Linked DNA regions of Homo sapiens: region 1 is linked to region 2. A link is an interaction called in ENCODE POLR2A ChIA-PET data of the cell type or tissue named here. Cell type or tissue: MCF 10A. All regions are shown on one strand. Each heading gives the region's core, and the rest is flanking DNA. Links, peaks and the distances in the headings are about the cores only. Region 1 overlaps BTAF1 (B-TFIID TATA-box binding protein associated factor 1). Region 2 overlaps HECTD2 (HECT domain E3 ubiquitin protein ligase 2).

Region 1 (8,340 bases), core at 79-8,078, 530 kb before region 2:
AGGCCGAGGAAGGAGGACCACTTGAGCCAAGGAGTTAGAGACCAGCCTAGGCAACATAGGAAGACCTTATGTCTACAAAAAATTTAAAAATTAGCCACACATGGTGGTTCACACCTGTAGTCCCAGCTACTTGGGAGGCTGAGGCAGGAGGATTGCTTGAGCCTGGGAGTTTGAGGCTGTAGTGAGCTACGATCGAGCCACTGCACTCCAGCCTGGGCGACAGAGACTGCATCATAAAAACAAAAACAAACAAAAAAAAAACAGCATTTTTTTTTTACAAGGTCCTCGAAGAGCACCTGAAGGAAATAGTTTTGAACCACCCTTTGAGAAATGCTGCTCCAAGCCATGCATAGATGATCACTTTTAGTAACTTATGAAGAAACAGAGGACAGTGACTTTACCCACACAGTTCTTTTCTTCAACAGGACTACATAAACTAGCCTAGATTATCATTGGCTATTTAGCATAGCCCCAGCTTAAGGCACAGGTGAGGTAATATCGTGACAATACCTCCCACTTTACTAAGGGAGTATTCTTAACTTGTGGTCCTTAGACACCTCTCTGATTTCATTCTCTATCACTCTCCTGTGCACTCATCCCAGTATAGAAGGCCATACTGCCCTTCTATTTGTTTCTTGATTATTCCATGTTTAAGGCATTTAAACTTGTTTCTTCTGCCTGGAATGCTCTCCCCTTTGGAGATCCTCAGCCCTCATTCAAAACTGATAATTAGTAGGAAAAAAGTCTGTACATGTGGATTTTTCTGGGGAAGTGGTCTCAGTTCCTAGTACAATGAATACTCTCTGACAATTGAGTAAGAGAATCCAAACAGTACTCCCCAGCTAAATATGTCAGCAGAATGTTTCTATAAATCAAGCAGACACAGATTAAAGCCACAGAGCCCTCTTGTTTTAAGTGAATAGGCAAAAAAAGATTACTACCTCTTCTCATTAGTTTCCACTGCATCCCTGGATCTCTGTTTTGCAAATAACTTGGCCATTCTTTTAGCTTTGTTCTTTTGTCTATTGCTCATTCCTGCTCGAAACTCTGAGTCAATCAATTCAGCTGCCTGAAGAGTCTAAAAGAATAAAAGAATGCTGAGTTGGAACTTTTGAAATTAAAATAAGTACCTATAGTCTCAGCCTCAGAAGAAGACCAAGTCTATAAATTTCAGTATATATACATCGATCACATTCTTTTTTGACAGGTTCACACTCTTTTGTTGTATGACTGTACCATAATTTCAGTCTTTTCCTCCCTTTTCTCTGTTATTCCAACTCCCAACAGATACACATATGCTTCTTAACTTTTTTTATGCTACATTATGAGGCACAAATGTATGATCCTAACCCATAGAGAAGGCCTTGAAGAGGTAAGACTTCAAAATAAAAATAATATCACCAAAAAGTTATGAGAATAAATGTCAATAGAAGAAACTGATCATCACCATCTGCTGAAAAAAATAAATAAATAAATTATAGCCTTAAGTGATTGGTCCAGCATGCTATAGTCCAACTTAGCTCATATGCCCCTTTCCTCTTAACTACTTACTGTCTACTCTTTTTGCTCTTTTCCATTCACAGAAGACACTATAAAGTCTGTGCGTTAGATTTTTAAGCTCAAGCCTAAAAATCCCTTCTGTGCCTAACCAAAAGATTCAACTGAAATTTATACTTCCACAAACAGTTAAGGTCACTGGTGTGGATGTTCTGCTGCAGTCTTGATCAAGAACCATGGGCACATATATAAGCAATGCAGCTGTAATGACCTATGGCAACGATGAACCTCAAGCAACTTCCCCCAAAGGTCCATGATATATAAATCTGGATTTTGCAAACCCCAAATTAGTGTTGCCTATCCCGCACCCAATTAATCTGATCTGTATAGCCCACTTTCTAATACACCTGCCCATTCATTTTCTTACACCATGTTCAATTACCCATACTGTGATCATATTATTGCATTTTTATTCTATTATCCTCTTTATCTTCTAGTTACATCTTACACTTTCCTTTCTACCCCATTTCCTTCTGTTCCTTTCAGGGTGTTGCTGTATTCTGGCCTCTTCATACTCTCTCTTTTTTCTCTCCTAGTATCTGCCTTTCTACCCCCTTGTCTGCAGAAGTTACTCATCATCACTCACACCCCCAACCCTAAAAAATACACTTTACAAATTCTAATGGTTTAAAGTGCCATTCGTATAAAGGCAAATAGAACCATTCTCCACTGAAGCAAAGGAAAAGACCAGGGGAATGACAAGACAGGAGATTCATAATTGCAAAGCAGGAATTGTTAATGCAGCCCATGGACCCCTAAAAGAATACTGGGGGTCAGGTAAAAGAGTACTGAACCGCTTGAGATGTAATATCTCACATGTGCATTTTTCCGAAGAGAGCCACAGCTTTTACTAGAGCTTCAAAAGAGTCTGTGGCATAAAAAAAGTTAAGAAGCACAAATGTATCCACTGGGAACTGGAATAGAGGAAGAGGAAGAAAAGAGTGAAATTATGGTACAGCCACAAAACAAAACAGCATGAAGCTGTCCAAAAAGAATGCGGTCAATCTGAATATACTGACACATTAAGCTGTATGAAGTGAGAAAAGGTAAACATGGCTTAAAAGGAATATATATATACACACACACACACACACACAAACACACACACACACATATACATATATACACACACACAAACACATGCACTTGGTACACACAAGTTTCAGAAATGATGCACAAGTAACTTGAAAATGGTTGTCTATGGGGCATGGAAATGTCTGTGTCCTGTTGGCAAAAAACTTCCTTTTACTTCATATTATATACCCTTTCTCGGTTGTCTTATTTCTCACTTAAAAAAAAAAGAATAAATCATAACACTAAACACTTCTACTATCATATCTGACTATAATAGCCCTTACTATCTCTCACTCTCCCAAAAAATTACTTTTCCCTACATCAAAGAACATACCAAAAAAAGAGCAATTGCAGCAATTAGAATCTTTCAATACCAGTAGTGCCTAAAAGGTCTACTACAACTTAACAGTCCAGTGTCTGGGAGGTAGGTTGAGCTTCTAACTCTATAGAATCTGTCATCAGAAATCCAGTTAAAAAAAGATGCTAAATTATGGTGGCACTAAGCAGCAATGAACAGAGCTAAGTATAACATTTTCTTAAACTATAATTACATAAACAAAATGAAGCAAACCCTTTGTATTATTACTTGCAATCAAATAACCAAACGTTTTACCTACAGGTTGTTTGTTAACAAAGGATGCTGAAGTTGGGGTATAATCCAAATCCTCATCATTGAAAAGTTCTTCAGTACTCATTCCAATTGCTTCTCCCATATTAAGGCCAAGTTTCTTCTGTAATAATTTTCGTTGGCGTGCTATCCTCTCTTTAGGATCCACTTCACCTTTCAACAGAAAAGAAATACGTTTTCTCCAAATCAGTTAAGAAGTTTTCTAATACGTGCACATCAAACTCTATCAAAATAAAAAAATACACAAAGCATCCCTTCTGCCAATAAAACCAACCATATTCATTCATGATCATCTCATAAACTCTGTTACCTAATCACATTGGAAAATACTGGTCTAGTTAACAAAACATTCTGGGAGTTTTCACTGAGATTCCCGCATTCCCCAACTGTTAATTAGTAAATATATATAAAATAATAAGATTCATTCCTGGGCCAGGTGCAGTGGCTCACACCTGTAATCCCAGCACTTTGGGTGGCCGAGGTGGGAGGATCACTTGAGCCCAGGAGTTTGAGACCAGTCTGGACAACGTAGGGAGACCCCATCTCTATAAAAAATAATTAGCAGGGCATGATGGTACACACCTGTAGTCCCAGCTACTCCAGGGGCTGAAGGCGAGAGGCTTGCTTCAGCCCAGGTCAAGGCTGCAGTGAGCTGTGATCAAAACACTGCAGTCCAGCCTGGGAAACAGAGTGAGACCCTGTCTCAAAAAAAAAAAAAAAAAATACATCTCTATGGAAACAAATCAATTTTATTTTATAGCTACACCTGTACCTCCTACGAAAGCTCTCACTGGGCTAAAAAAACATCTAGATTTTGTTCAACAGTAAAAGGGCTCAACAAACAAATGCTTACTCCAAGTGTAGCCTTTATGTATTCTGAGCTGATACAGCCCTAATATCCCAAATAATAAAGAGAATAAAAGTAGACAGGTTTTTAAATGTCTCAAGTAAAACCCTCAATCCTTCGGTGCAAAACAGACAAAACAGAACATACCAAAGGGCATTTAAAAATAAAAATTTGCCCTTAAAACAGCTAAGCTGTAAAAGACAGTTATACCTTACTGAAAAAAATTTGATATTTTAAAAACAATAACGATCTGCTTCTAATAATGGCTGAGTTAGTTCCTATTGGACTAACCCTCTGCACCTAACAAACTGGCAAAAACAGAAAAAACAAACTACCTAAAGGCACCAGGAAAAAAAAAAAAAGGCATTTACTTAGGGGAATTGTCAGTACTTAAAAAGATGGGAATAGCACTAAAAGCTAAAAGCTACAAAAGCGAAAAGCTACAAAAAACAAAAGTTTCCCCTTTTTGTAGCTTTTAGCCTGAAGATAGAGCCAGTACATGAAATGCGTGGCAGCTAAAATCTGAATTAAAAACCTAGTCTTCTTTCCCGCCCCCCCCCACAAAGGACAAGGTCTCTCACTCTGATACCCACGCTGGAGTGCAGTAGGTACAATCATAGCTCACTGCAGCCTCAAACTCCTGGACTTAAGGAGTCCTCCTGCCTCAGCCTTCTGAGTAGCTAGGACCATATGCATGTGTCACCATTCCTGGCTAATTTTTTTTTAATTTTTAATTTTAGAGATGGGGTTTATTATGTTTGCCCAGGCTGGTTTTGAACTCCTGGCCTCAAGCAGTCCTCCTGCCTTGGCCTACCAAAGCGCTGGGATTACAAGCGTGAGCCACTGCACCTGGCCAAAACCCACAGTCTTTCTGGCTTGGCTTGAAGAATGAGAAGAGAGTTAGGGGCCATTACAATCCCAGGAAGTTAGAAAGGGAAAACCCCAAAAGAAAGAGAGCCAGAGAGAAGAGGGCCAAAATTCTCTGTAAACTCAGCCCAAATCTCTGGTTGACCTATGAACTATGCATGCCCAGAGCAGACTCCAGACAATGCAGCTAAAGCTAAAATCTAAAAAGCTAAAATCTAAAAAGCTAAAATTGAGATTTGAGCTATTGTCCAGAGCAAAGAAGAATGAGTTTGAAATTTTGAGTTCCACCAAAGTAAATGTCTGCTAAAACAAGCAAGCAAAAACAAGCAAAACAATCTTTGGAAGAATGTAACAGAATCTAGTCTACACCGCATAACGTTCATAATGTGCAGAATAACTGACAAAATTAAAAGCAAAGAAAAGAAAATGTAACCCATTTTTAAAAGAAAGATAATTAATGGATACCAACTCTGAGATGTCTCAGATGTTAGAATTAAAAGGTTTTATTTAGGGTTTCTGTTTGTTTTTTGAGACAGGCTCTTGCTCTGCTACTCACGCTGGACTGCAGTAGCATGATGACAGCTCACTGGAGCCTTGTCCACCTAGACTCAAGCAATTCTCCCACCTCAGCGTCCTGAGTAGCTGGGACCACAGGCATGCACCACCAAACCCAGTTAATTTTTTATTTTTTGTGGAGGTGGGGTCTTCTCTCTAGACTGCCCAGGCTGGTCTCAAACTCCTGGGCTCAAGACATCTTCCCACTTCGGCCTCCCAAAGTGCTAGGATTACAGGCCTGAGTTACTGCACCCAACCAGAATGCAAGATTCGTAAGCAACTAATATAACAACGCTCAATGTAAAAGAAGATACTGTCACAATGAATGAAAGATAGGATACCTTGGTAGAGAATCAGAAACTATAAAAAAGAACCAGACTGGGTACAGTGGCTCACATCTGTAATCCCAACCGTCTGGGAGGCCGAGGCAGGAGGATTGCTTCAGCCCAGGAGTTCAAGACCAGCCTGGGCAACATGGCAAAATCCCATCTGGACAAAAAATTTTAAAAATATATAGAATTGTACACTTTAAAAAGGTGAATTAAATAATGTGCAAAATATGCCAATATAACTTTTTTTTTTTTTTTAATAAAAAAGAAGTTCTGGGGCAGGCATAGTGGCTCACACCTGTAATCCCAGCACTTTGGGAGGCCAAGGTGGGAGAATCGCTTGAGGCCAGGAATTTGGGACCAGCCTGGGTAACATAGCAAGACCCCCATCTCTACAGAAAAAAAAATAAAAAATTAGCCAGGCGTGGTGGCACGTGCCTGTGGTCCTAGCAAGATGGGAGGATTGCTTGAGCCCAGGAGTTCAAGGGTGCACTGAGCTACGATCATATCACTGAACTCCAGCCTGGGCAACAGAGTGAGATCCTGTCTCTAAATAAATAAATAAATAAATAAATAAATAAATAAATAGTTCTAAAACTGAAAAATATAGTATCTGAAAAAAAAATTTTAAACCACTGGATAGACTTAACAGCTTAATGGAAGATAACAGGACAAAATGCAAGTGAACTTAAAGATAAAGCAATACTGTTCTCACTCATAGGTGGGAACTGAACAATGAGAACACTTGGACACAGGGGGAGGAACGTCGCACACCGGGGCCTGTCGTGGGGTGGGGGGATGGGGGAGGGATAGCATTAGGAGAAATACTTAATGTAAATGACGAGTTAATGCGTGCAGCAAACCAACACGGCACATGTATACATATGTGACAAACCTGCACGTTGTGCACATGTACCCTAGAACTTAAAGTATAATAATAAAAAAAAGATAAAGCAATACAAAGTACCCAATCTAAAGAACAAAGAGAAAAAAGATATAAAGAAACAAAAGCCCAAATATGAAATTAAGAAAACAATTCTATTTACGATAGCAACTTGTATTCTGTCAAGTATAAAATGAAAAAAATTAAAAACTAAATGAAAATGTTCATGCATCATAAGAGTAAATATTGTTAAAACACTAATATTTCCCAAATGTATACAGAGATTCAACAAAATTGCTATCAAAATCCCAGCTGGCTTTTTTTTTTTTTTTTTTTTTTGCAAACATTGACAGACTGGTCCTAAAATTCATATGGAAATGCAAGAGACTCAGAATAACCAAAACAATCTTGAAAAACAGGAACAAAGTTGGAGGCTCATGCATCTTGATTTCAGAACTTACTACAATGCAACAATAATTTAGACAATGTGGTACTCGCGTAAGAATAGACATCAATGGAATAGAATTAAGAGTCCTGAAATAAACCTATGTGTCTGATGGTCAATTGATTTTTGACAAGAGTTCCAGAGCAATTCAATGAGAAAGAGAACAGTATATTCTACAAATAGTGTTGAGACAACAGGATAGCCACATGCAAAAGAATGAAGTTGGACCCTTAACCTCAAAACATATACAAAAAAAACTCAAAATCGATAAAATAACTAAAAACTAAAGCTATAAAACTCTCAGAAGAAAACAGAGGTAAATGAGCTTGAATTTGGCAAGTTTCTTACATATAATACCAAAAACTTGAGAAACAAACAAAACAATACAAAAAAATTGGACTTCATAAAAATTTAAAACTTTTATGCTTCTTACCACAGAGGAAATGAAAAGATAACCTATAGAGCAGTAGAAAATATGTGTAAATCAGGCTGGGGGTGATGGCTCATGCCTGTAATCCCAGCACTTTGGGAAGCCAAGGCCGGTGGTTCACCTGAGGTCAGGAGTTCAAGACCAGCCTGGCCACAACAGTGAAACCCTATCTCTACTAAAAATTAAAAAATTAGCTGGGTGTGGGGCAGGCACCAGTAATCCCAGCTACTGCAGGAAGAAGCCAAGGCAGGAGAATCATTTGAACTCAGGAGGTGGAGGTTGCAGTGAGCAGAGATCACACCACTGCACTACAGCCTGGGTAATGGAGTGAGACTCTGTCTCAAAAAAAAAAAAGAAAAGAAAAAGAAAAAAAGGAAATGCATAAATCACATATCTGGTAAGAAGCTTGTATTGAGAACATATACTCTTACAACTTATAATAAAAGGACAAATAACCCAATGAAAAACGTGCAAGTTATATGAATTGACATTTCTCTAAGGAAGGTATACAAATGGTCAATACATGAAATGAAGTTCAACATTATTGGACATCAGGGAAATGCAAATCAAAATCACAATGAGATATCACTTCACACCATTAGTACAGCTATAATCAAAACATCAGATAATAAGTGTTAGGAAAAGATGTTGAGAAATTGAATGTAAAATAGCAGAGCCACTTTGGAAAACTCTGGCAGTTTCTCAAATGGTAAAATACAGTTACC
Region 2 (8,340 bases), core at 244-8,243:
GCTCCTCTGTCCAAACCCTGAAAACAGAAAAGTTAACATTGCAGTATACTTCCTACTACCTATAAATTATTTTATTGCAAAAATCACAAACATTTATAAGAGATTTTAATTTGATGACGAGTAGATAATAGATAAAAACGTATATAAATTTGACTTACCTTTTCTAGGACTTAACTGTCTCACATATAAAACAGCCTTATTATCTATCCAATTACAAATTGAGAAGTTTGGAAATGGGAATAACAACAGTACCTATCTTATAGATTTACTGTAAGATTTAACAGAGATAATGCACATAATTAGCATTGTTCCTTGCACATTATACACCCTCCATTAATGTTAACTACAATTTTAACTGTGTATTTAAATAATACTATTTTTGTGACCTCCATAAATATTATTTTTAATAAATAGGATGCATGTGATACCTTACAGGCTGATTCACTGAAGGCTATCCTCTCATTTGATGCAACTTTACAAGTTCAGGTAAAAAGATAACCCTTTAGAGTTTATGTTTTTCTAAGCACTGTGATTGGGCATACCAGAATTTTTTTTTAGAAGTAGTGCTAAGCACTTGGGATCCTTAGGCACAGGTAATAGCAATCTTCTAAAACATGGAATCTATCCATTATCACATCTTTCACAAAATAACAACTCTATAAAATTCATAGTACTTATTTAATTAATCAGTATTTTGTAATTATACAAAAAATCTTCACACATACTTTGAAGCGCAAGATTAAACTATAGAGCTGCCTCAGGGCTTATTCTCAGCTCTCTGGGATCTTTTTATACTATGTTCCAATTTCCAGATGCTTAAGAGAATACAGTAGTTAACTTCTTTTAACATCCACTTTTAAATTCTAAAGGTAACGTCTTCACTTTCACAGTAGAGGAAGAGTTTCTTTTTCATCTCCTCCTTCTTAATTCACCAGACTGATTGCCATTTACCTTTTCAGAATTCACTCATATAATATAGCAGAAGCATTTATGCTCACTAAATTCCCCATTCTCTTGCAGTTAGGTAGAGCCATCTGATTCATTCTAACAGGCCACAAGTGGAAAAGACGTCTGTCATTTCTGAGTCAGAAAGTACCAATGCATTTAAGACTGGGGCAAAACTCTAGCTCTTCTCTCTTTTCCTCGACTGTGGCAACCATCCAGGCTGAGTTGACATGTTAGAGCATCTGTTAGCTTGGGTTCTTGAGTGACTATGTGAAACAGAGCCAATCCTGACCAATGTTAGACTATATCATTAGCAATAATAAACCTTAATAGTTTTCAAACACTGAAACTTGGGGCTAATTTGTAACTGCAGAATAGCCTATCATAACTTGTTTCTGAAGCTTTTTCCAGTGTTCACCATTTCTATAAAACCAATCATTCTTATTTATTCTTCTAATTTATTTACATTGTTCCACTAAAATTATAATCATTCTAATGTTGGCCCTTCATGCTGGACTAGAAGTTCATCACAGAGCTTGTCATACAGTGAATCTTGTGCATAGGTGCTACACTTTAAATTTACTTTTTAAAGAAATTAATATAAAAGAGCCCAAAGAGAATAAATTTCAGACACTATACACATAGAATTAAGAAGTCTCTAGAATTAATAGACTTTTAGAAATTAGTTAACTCCTTCATTTCACAGAAAGGAAAGTGGAACTGTCTGAGACTCACCTAAAGTGACCTAACAAGCAATGGAGATGTAATGGACACTACATGGGAACCTGAGGGACACTTCCATGAGTAAAGTAAAAACACATATGCATTTTTTTGGTGTGACATTTTTGCCTGTTCATAGATTTTATTGTAATTTGTTTTTGCTTGGTCCTTGATTCTTGGCCAGATTTCAGCTCAGTAATGTCTGGGTTAATATTTCTGTGTTAGGAAACAAGTCATTTGTTGAGTACTTGTTATACACCTACTACTACAGTACCTACTTTAATACATTATAACATTCCTATATGTATTTACACCCCATTTTATAGATGGGGAAATTGAATTTCCATGCCCATGTTCACAGAGCTGATAAATGGGAAGCCAGGATTCAAACTCCAGTTTGAATGACCATGAAATCTGTATTCTTAACACTTATATTACAGTCTCCCACTATAGCAGCTGTCACTAATTAAGGGCTTAACATGTGACAGTACGTGTGTTGAACACATCAGCCTATTTTCACAACAACCCTTTGTGGCTGATGTAATCTCTACTTTTATAGATGTATGTTGAGTTAAATTTAATCGCTTTAGGAGCAATTCACCTAACCAGAGAATATTACATAAGCAGAACAACTAAGTGTACTTTAGGGAAACTTCTCATGTCCTAAACCATCTAGGAAAGACTAACATTTTCTTTTCTTCCCCCTTCCTTCACCTCTTCTTAATAAAAGAAGTCTCAAAGAATATTGCTTAGTTCACTTGTGGGATCTCCAAACAATAAAAATTAAGAATTCAATTAACAGTTATTCAACAACTATCAGTTCTAATGTCTAGTGGATTTACAGTCTCAAAGATAAGAGAGAAAATTGAAAAGAGAGGTAAGACAGTGATACACAATACCTTTCCATAAAATAGTCAGTAAATTATGTAATTTGCATAATATTGGTAAATTAAAGCAGTTTGTTCAGGTACACAAAACTAGTGTGTTGATTAGGAAAATGAAATATAAACAGGTTACATATTTGAAAAAGTAAATCATTCCTTATTATATGTATTAGGATGCTTAAATAAGAATTTTATTAATGACTGGGGCTAAGTTTGCTTACTTGTATATTTTGTTGTCAGAAAATCTTAATAATAGTGCGAACAAATGCCAAATTGGACACACAAATTTGACAGTTATAAGAAAGTAACCAATTTGTAAAATAAGGTTAGCCGTGCTTGTATAATAAATGGTCCCTCAGCAACAGACCTTTGTTAACTTAGCTGTAAACATCTACAATAATTTAACACATAGAAGGCATTTTTTCATTGACAACTGTCATGAATGTTATCTAAGACTAAGCAACAGTAGTATTTAGGGAGCAGTGTAGTTGGAATATAGAATCAGAAAGGGAGAATGGTCCAGCAAGATATGACTGGGAAGGTAGGTAGTGGCCATATTATGAGGCCTTCAGGCTACAGAGTATAGATTCTATCCTGAACAGAGATAGAGAAAAATCATTGAGGACTTCTAAGCAAGATATGACATGATCATATCTGTATTTTAGAAAAAAATCACTATGGTAGCAGTCTAGGGAATAGAATAAAGGGCAGAAATACTGGAAGCTAAACCAGGCCTACTGGAAGAAATGAAATTTGAATAGAGATAGTAATAATAGGGAATGAAGAGGAATGACAGCCTGGGCCAAGAAATGACCAAATTGTTAACAGCGATTTCAGGTGTAAGTCTGAAGCATAATGAAAATGAACAAACCCTCCCATAAATTATAAAGTAAGTGAAATAAACAATGTAAAATGCTTTCTTCAAATTTCAGAAGAATAGGCATATTTTGACACCTCACTGTATAGAAGAGGGCATCTTTGAAGAAAATTCTAGACTGGGTTTTATCAACATGATTTGTGAGTAACTACTAAAGGAACCAATGCTCACTAGGCAAAAGTATGCTTCGCATGATGAAATAATGAATTTTTATAACAGGGTTATTGTAATATATCAACAGAAAACCTATAACGAGCTTGTCCAACCCACAGCCCCCAGGGTGCATGCAGCCCAGGATGGCTTTGAATGCGGCCCAACACAAATTCATAAACTTTCTTAAAACATTATAAATTTTTTTTGTGATTTTTTCTTTTTAGCTCATCAGCCATAGTTTGTGTTAGTGTATTTTATGTGTGACACAAGACAATTCTTCCAATGTGGCCCAGGGAAGCCAAAAGATTGGACACAACTGATAATATAAGGACAGAACTGTGGGAAATATTGGCATGTATGATGTGAGCTGGCAAAGGAGATTAAGAATGAATGACCAAAGAAATCCAGAAGAAAGTGATGTGTTAAAAATATGGGAGGATAAAGTTTCAAGAAAAAAAAAAGGTCAATAATGTTAAATAATGAAGAGTGGTTAGGTCTAAAATGTGCCTAACGGAAATGGGCAACTATGAATCTTGAGGACAGCTGAGGTAACAGATTTAGGGTAATGGTGGTGGCACGGACTATACAAAATAAATTGACAAATGAATGGGAAGTTAGAAAATGAAAGCAATGAGCAAGGATGACTCAGAAGCTTTACTGAAGGGGAAAAAAGCCTGAGGGGGGGAAGAATGCAAAGGTTTGAGGGAAGATCTACTATGCACATTACCATGGCTGCCATCTAATGTTCCCTTATATTTAAATTGCCCCACTCATGGTCCCCATAGCATTGCTGTTATTCTTTGTGCAGGAATGGCTGTGGACTAGAGCTGAGGTAGGCACTCAACTAAGGGGCAACCCATCTGCAATTAGGGTAGCCATGTATTAGCTGGCTTGGCATGATGGACATTGATGCTTCCTAGTATGTCAATCAGAAGTCTTTCCAGATTTTAGACAGGGGAATATAGAAAAGACTGACTAGCTAAAAGAGAATAGCAGAGGCACAAAAAACAGCCAGTCTCTGTTCCTTTGCTTTCTGCTTCCAATCTATGTGCCTCATTCCAATAAATTCTCTTTTGCCAAAAGGAGGCATAGTAGACTGATTTTCTTTTTTTCTTTTTTTTTTTTTCTTTTGAGATATAGTCTTGCTCTGTCGCCCAGGCTGGAGTGCAGTGGCACGATCTCGGCTCACTGCAACCTCTGCCTCCTGGTTCTACTGATTCTCCTGCCTCAGCCTCCTGAGTAGCTGGGATTATAGGCACATGCCACCATGCCCAGCTTTTTTTTTTTTTGTATTCTTAGTAGAGATGGGGTTTCACCATGTTGATCAGGCTGGTCTTGAATTCCTGACCTCATGATCTACCTGCCTCGGCCTCCCAAAGTGCTGGGATTACAAATGTGAGCCACTGCACCCAGCCTGATTTTCTTTTTTTTTTTTTTTGTAATCATAAAAGCTTAAACAACATAGAAAAAAATTCCTTGGTCTAATAAGTCTCTTGTTTGTAAAATAATTGTGCTCTTGACACGTTATACTTGAGATGACATGAAATTAATCAGACATTTTCACACATTGATAGAATAATAAAAGTCAATCCTCAAAACACTGGTTGCCCCACATCAGCTCATACAAGAGAAATCTTACAACCTAAGACTTTCATGAGAAAAAAAACGGGCATCATTTTGTGCAATGGCAAAATGATTAATATTAGAGAATCAAATCAAGAAGTTACTGGGTATTTAATACGACACCAAACTCCAGACTAAATTAAACGTTAAAGAACATTACTTTACAAACCTTCTGAAATTTGGACCACAGCTATTACTGAGTTTTGTATACGTTATCTATGAGTCCTACAGGAGAACACTAAAGATGATGGCCTGGAATGTGGCCAGCCTACAAACAGTGGGCTGGGGGTGTTGAGGAATAGTAGTGGGATACTCAACCAGCTGTTCCAGATTGAAGATAAGTACAAATAGAGAACACAGGGAAAAACACTAAGAATTCTTTGAGGGAAAGAAATACTCAAAATATTTCAACCTTTAAATAATAGATATGTATTTATTTCAACCTAATAAATAATAGACCTGACTCTCTAGGCAGAGGCTGACCATACATTTATTAAACTCGAATTCAATAAACGTTGCAAACAGCAGAAAAACGTAGTAATTACAATAACTAACCAAAAATCTTATTTCACAAGTACCTAATGTGGGCTTCAATGGTCTTTTTGATGATATAATCACATAGATTATATGTAAGATTATAATATAAAATAATCTCAAGATATTTAAACAGACAAACACTTAGAGTACCTGTTCTGCTATTAACATATAGTTAAATATTTTCAACCTTATTTTAAATTTTATTTGAATACATGAGTTCCTACTTTCAACCTCTATTGAGGAACAGACTGAATCTTAAATTTCCAATTTCTTCGTCATATTTTTCTACCAATGCCAATAAGAATAACAACCATGGTTTTCCATCATCGCTTCTGAATTGACTAACAAGTGGTACTATATTCAAAATTCTGGTAAAATTTACTTTGATCATCCTCTATACTCCAAAAGTTGCCTTACAAGATCAACATTTTTCTTCACATTCTAACCCAATCCTTGAAAAAAGGAGTAAGTGCTGGCTGTTCCATCACGAAATGCTTTAAAAGCCGTATCTCACTATCTTAGAGTTTCTGAATTAAAATATTTTAAATTGAACGTCTATGTCTATAAAATTCACCCTTTAGTCTCAATGAGTCCAAGAATCTGTGATGCATATAAAAACTACTTTTTCAAAAGAATGAGTAGCTTCCTGAGATACTGAGCAAAGGTTATTATGACAAAAGACTGATAAATAAACATATATTTATAGGTTTCAAGTTAAAATAGAAAACATTTAAGATACCCTACTTTACCAATTTTTAATAAACTGACCTAAACTACCAATCAGAGCCATCCTGGAGCCAACGATATAATTTACAGTCTACAAAGAGACTATTTTAGGCCTTGATCCTGGGTAAAGATATTTTGTTTCTCTTTTTGTATGGTTTTTTTTCACAGTTCCCTATTAGGATGGTGGGTTACAAAATCATGAAATGCTGACTTTGTTCTACATCCTTCTACTAAGATATGAAAAGTCAGCTACTTTCAAGGTACAAACTTCCCTCCCAACCTAAATAGCACCAGCCCAAGTGGAATTGGTTTAAGTTATATAAATCATATCTTTAAATGGAGACTAGGAAATAAGGATGTGGATTCTGAAACAAAATTTTGTCACAAAAAAAAATCAACGCAATTGATCATATAGATGACTGAAAATTAGCCCTACAAACATTAGTCCTGAAGCTCAGAAATTTCAGTTCATTTATCACTAGGAAGGCAAGGTGGCATTAGAGATTTTATTCATTTATTTTATAATATAGGAAAAGATAAAAATACATGAATACATTATGGTTATACAGTAAAATACTACTTTTAAAATATGCAATTTGATCCAGTCAAAATTCTCAATCAATTAAGAGTCTTGTTCTTTTTTTTTAACAAAAACATCTAGAACAAAACCAAGTTAATTTGAAATACATTAAGCAGACTCAAATTTCAGACTGACTTTTTCAATTCAGCTGAATTGGTAAAATCTCAATAATTTCTATTTTTAAAAGGCACATTCATTGGCGATCATTAAAAAGTCAGGAAACAACAGGTGCTGGAGAGGATGTGGAGAAATAGGAACACTTTTACACTGTTGGTGGGACTGTAAACTAGTTCAACCATTGTGGAAGTCAGTGTGGTGATTCCTCAGGGATCTAGAACTAGAAATGCCATTTGACCCAGCCATCCCATTACTGGGTATATACCCAAAGGATTATAAAACATGCTGCTATAAAGACACATGCACACGTATGTTTATTGCGGCACTATTCACAATAGCAAAGACTTGGAACCAACCCAAATGTCCAACAATGATAGACTGGATTAAGAAAATGTGGCACATATACACCATGGAATACTATGCAGCCATAAAAAATGATGAGTTCATGTCCTTTGTAGGGACATGGATGAAGCTGGAAACCATCATTCTCAGCAAACTATCACAAGGACAAAAAACCAAACACCGCATGTTCTCACTCGTAGGTGGGAACTGAACAATGAGAACACATGGACACAGGAAAGGGAACATCACACACCCGGGCCTGTTGTGGGGGGGCGGGGAGGGATAGCATTAGGAGGTATACCTAATATTAAATGATGAGTTAAAGGGTGCAGCACACCAACATGGCACATGTATACATATGTAACAGAACTGCACGTTGTGCACATGTACCCTAAAACTTAAAGTGTAATAAAAAAAAAGAAAAAAGTAAATGAATAAATGCAGTCTCTAAAGCAAAAAAAAAGGGCACATTCATTTCATTATTTCAAAAAATGTTTTTTGATGGCTCACTAGAATGTCACACAGATATCCTCCAAGTTACAAATATCAACTTAAGAGTAAGTAGTTATTCATATAGCTCACCAGTATAACATTTTACCACTCAAGAAGGGATTCTTCACTCAGAGTTAACTACAAAACTATAAAAAAAGGAGAAAAAATAGGGAAATCAAAGCTTCTCAGAGCTTTCTCATCTCCACCTACTTCCTCATTCATCTTCTGTTGATCTTTCTCTACTCTTCTTCAACTTTAACTAAAAATAGTTAATTTCCAAACACTATGCCAAAAGAAGTTGCTACTCTGGCAATAGTATCTGTACACCTTTTGAAGGCTCTTTC

What was found. Peaks named below come from ENCODE experiments on the same cell type or tissue, not always from the same donor. Only the 100,000 strongest peaks of a DNase experiment are listed, where the experiment ranks them.
Region 1: POLR2A ChIA-PET joins it to region 2 with 5 read pairs; 2 of 35 experiments call an interaction of 5 or more read pairs at or near these places.

The regions. Positions count from the first base shown.
Region 1 is chr10:91,946,475-91,954,814 of GRCh38, reverse strand. It overlaps BTAF1 (B-TFIID TATA-box binding protein associated factor 1), which reads right to left. Exons shown (of 38, transcript NM_003972.3): 5 at 3,249-3,412; 6 at 942-1,078. Among named protein-coding and RNA genes, the nearest start is that of BTAF1, 27 kb to the right of the region's middle. In MCF 10A, for the core only: no CTCF peak of the experiment used is centred there; no DNase peak of the experiment used is centred there.
Region 2 is chr10:91,416,958-91,425,297 of GRCh38, reverse strand. HECTD2 (HECT domain E3 ubiquitin protein ligase 2) reads right to left here. Exons shown (of 21, transcript NM_182765.6): 2 at 1-17. All of the region lies in intron 3 of HECTD2-AS1 (HECTD2 antisense RNA 1), which reads left to right. Among named protein-coding and RNA genes, the nearest start is that of HECTD2, 11 kb to the right of the region's middle. In MCF 10A, for the core only: no CTCF peak of the experiment used is centred there; a DNase peak (open chromatin) is centred at 4,247.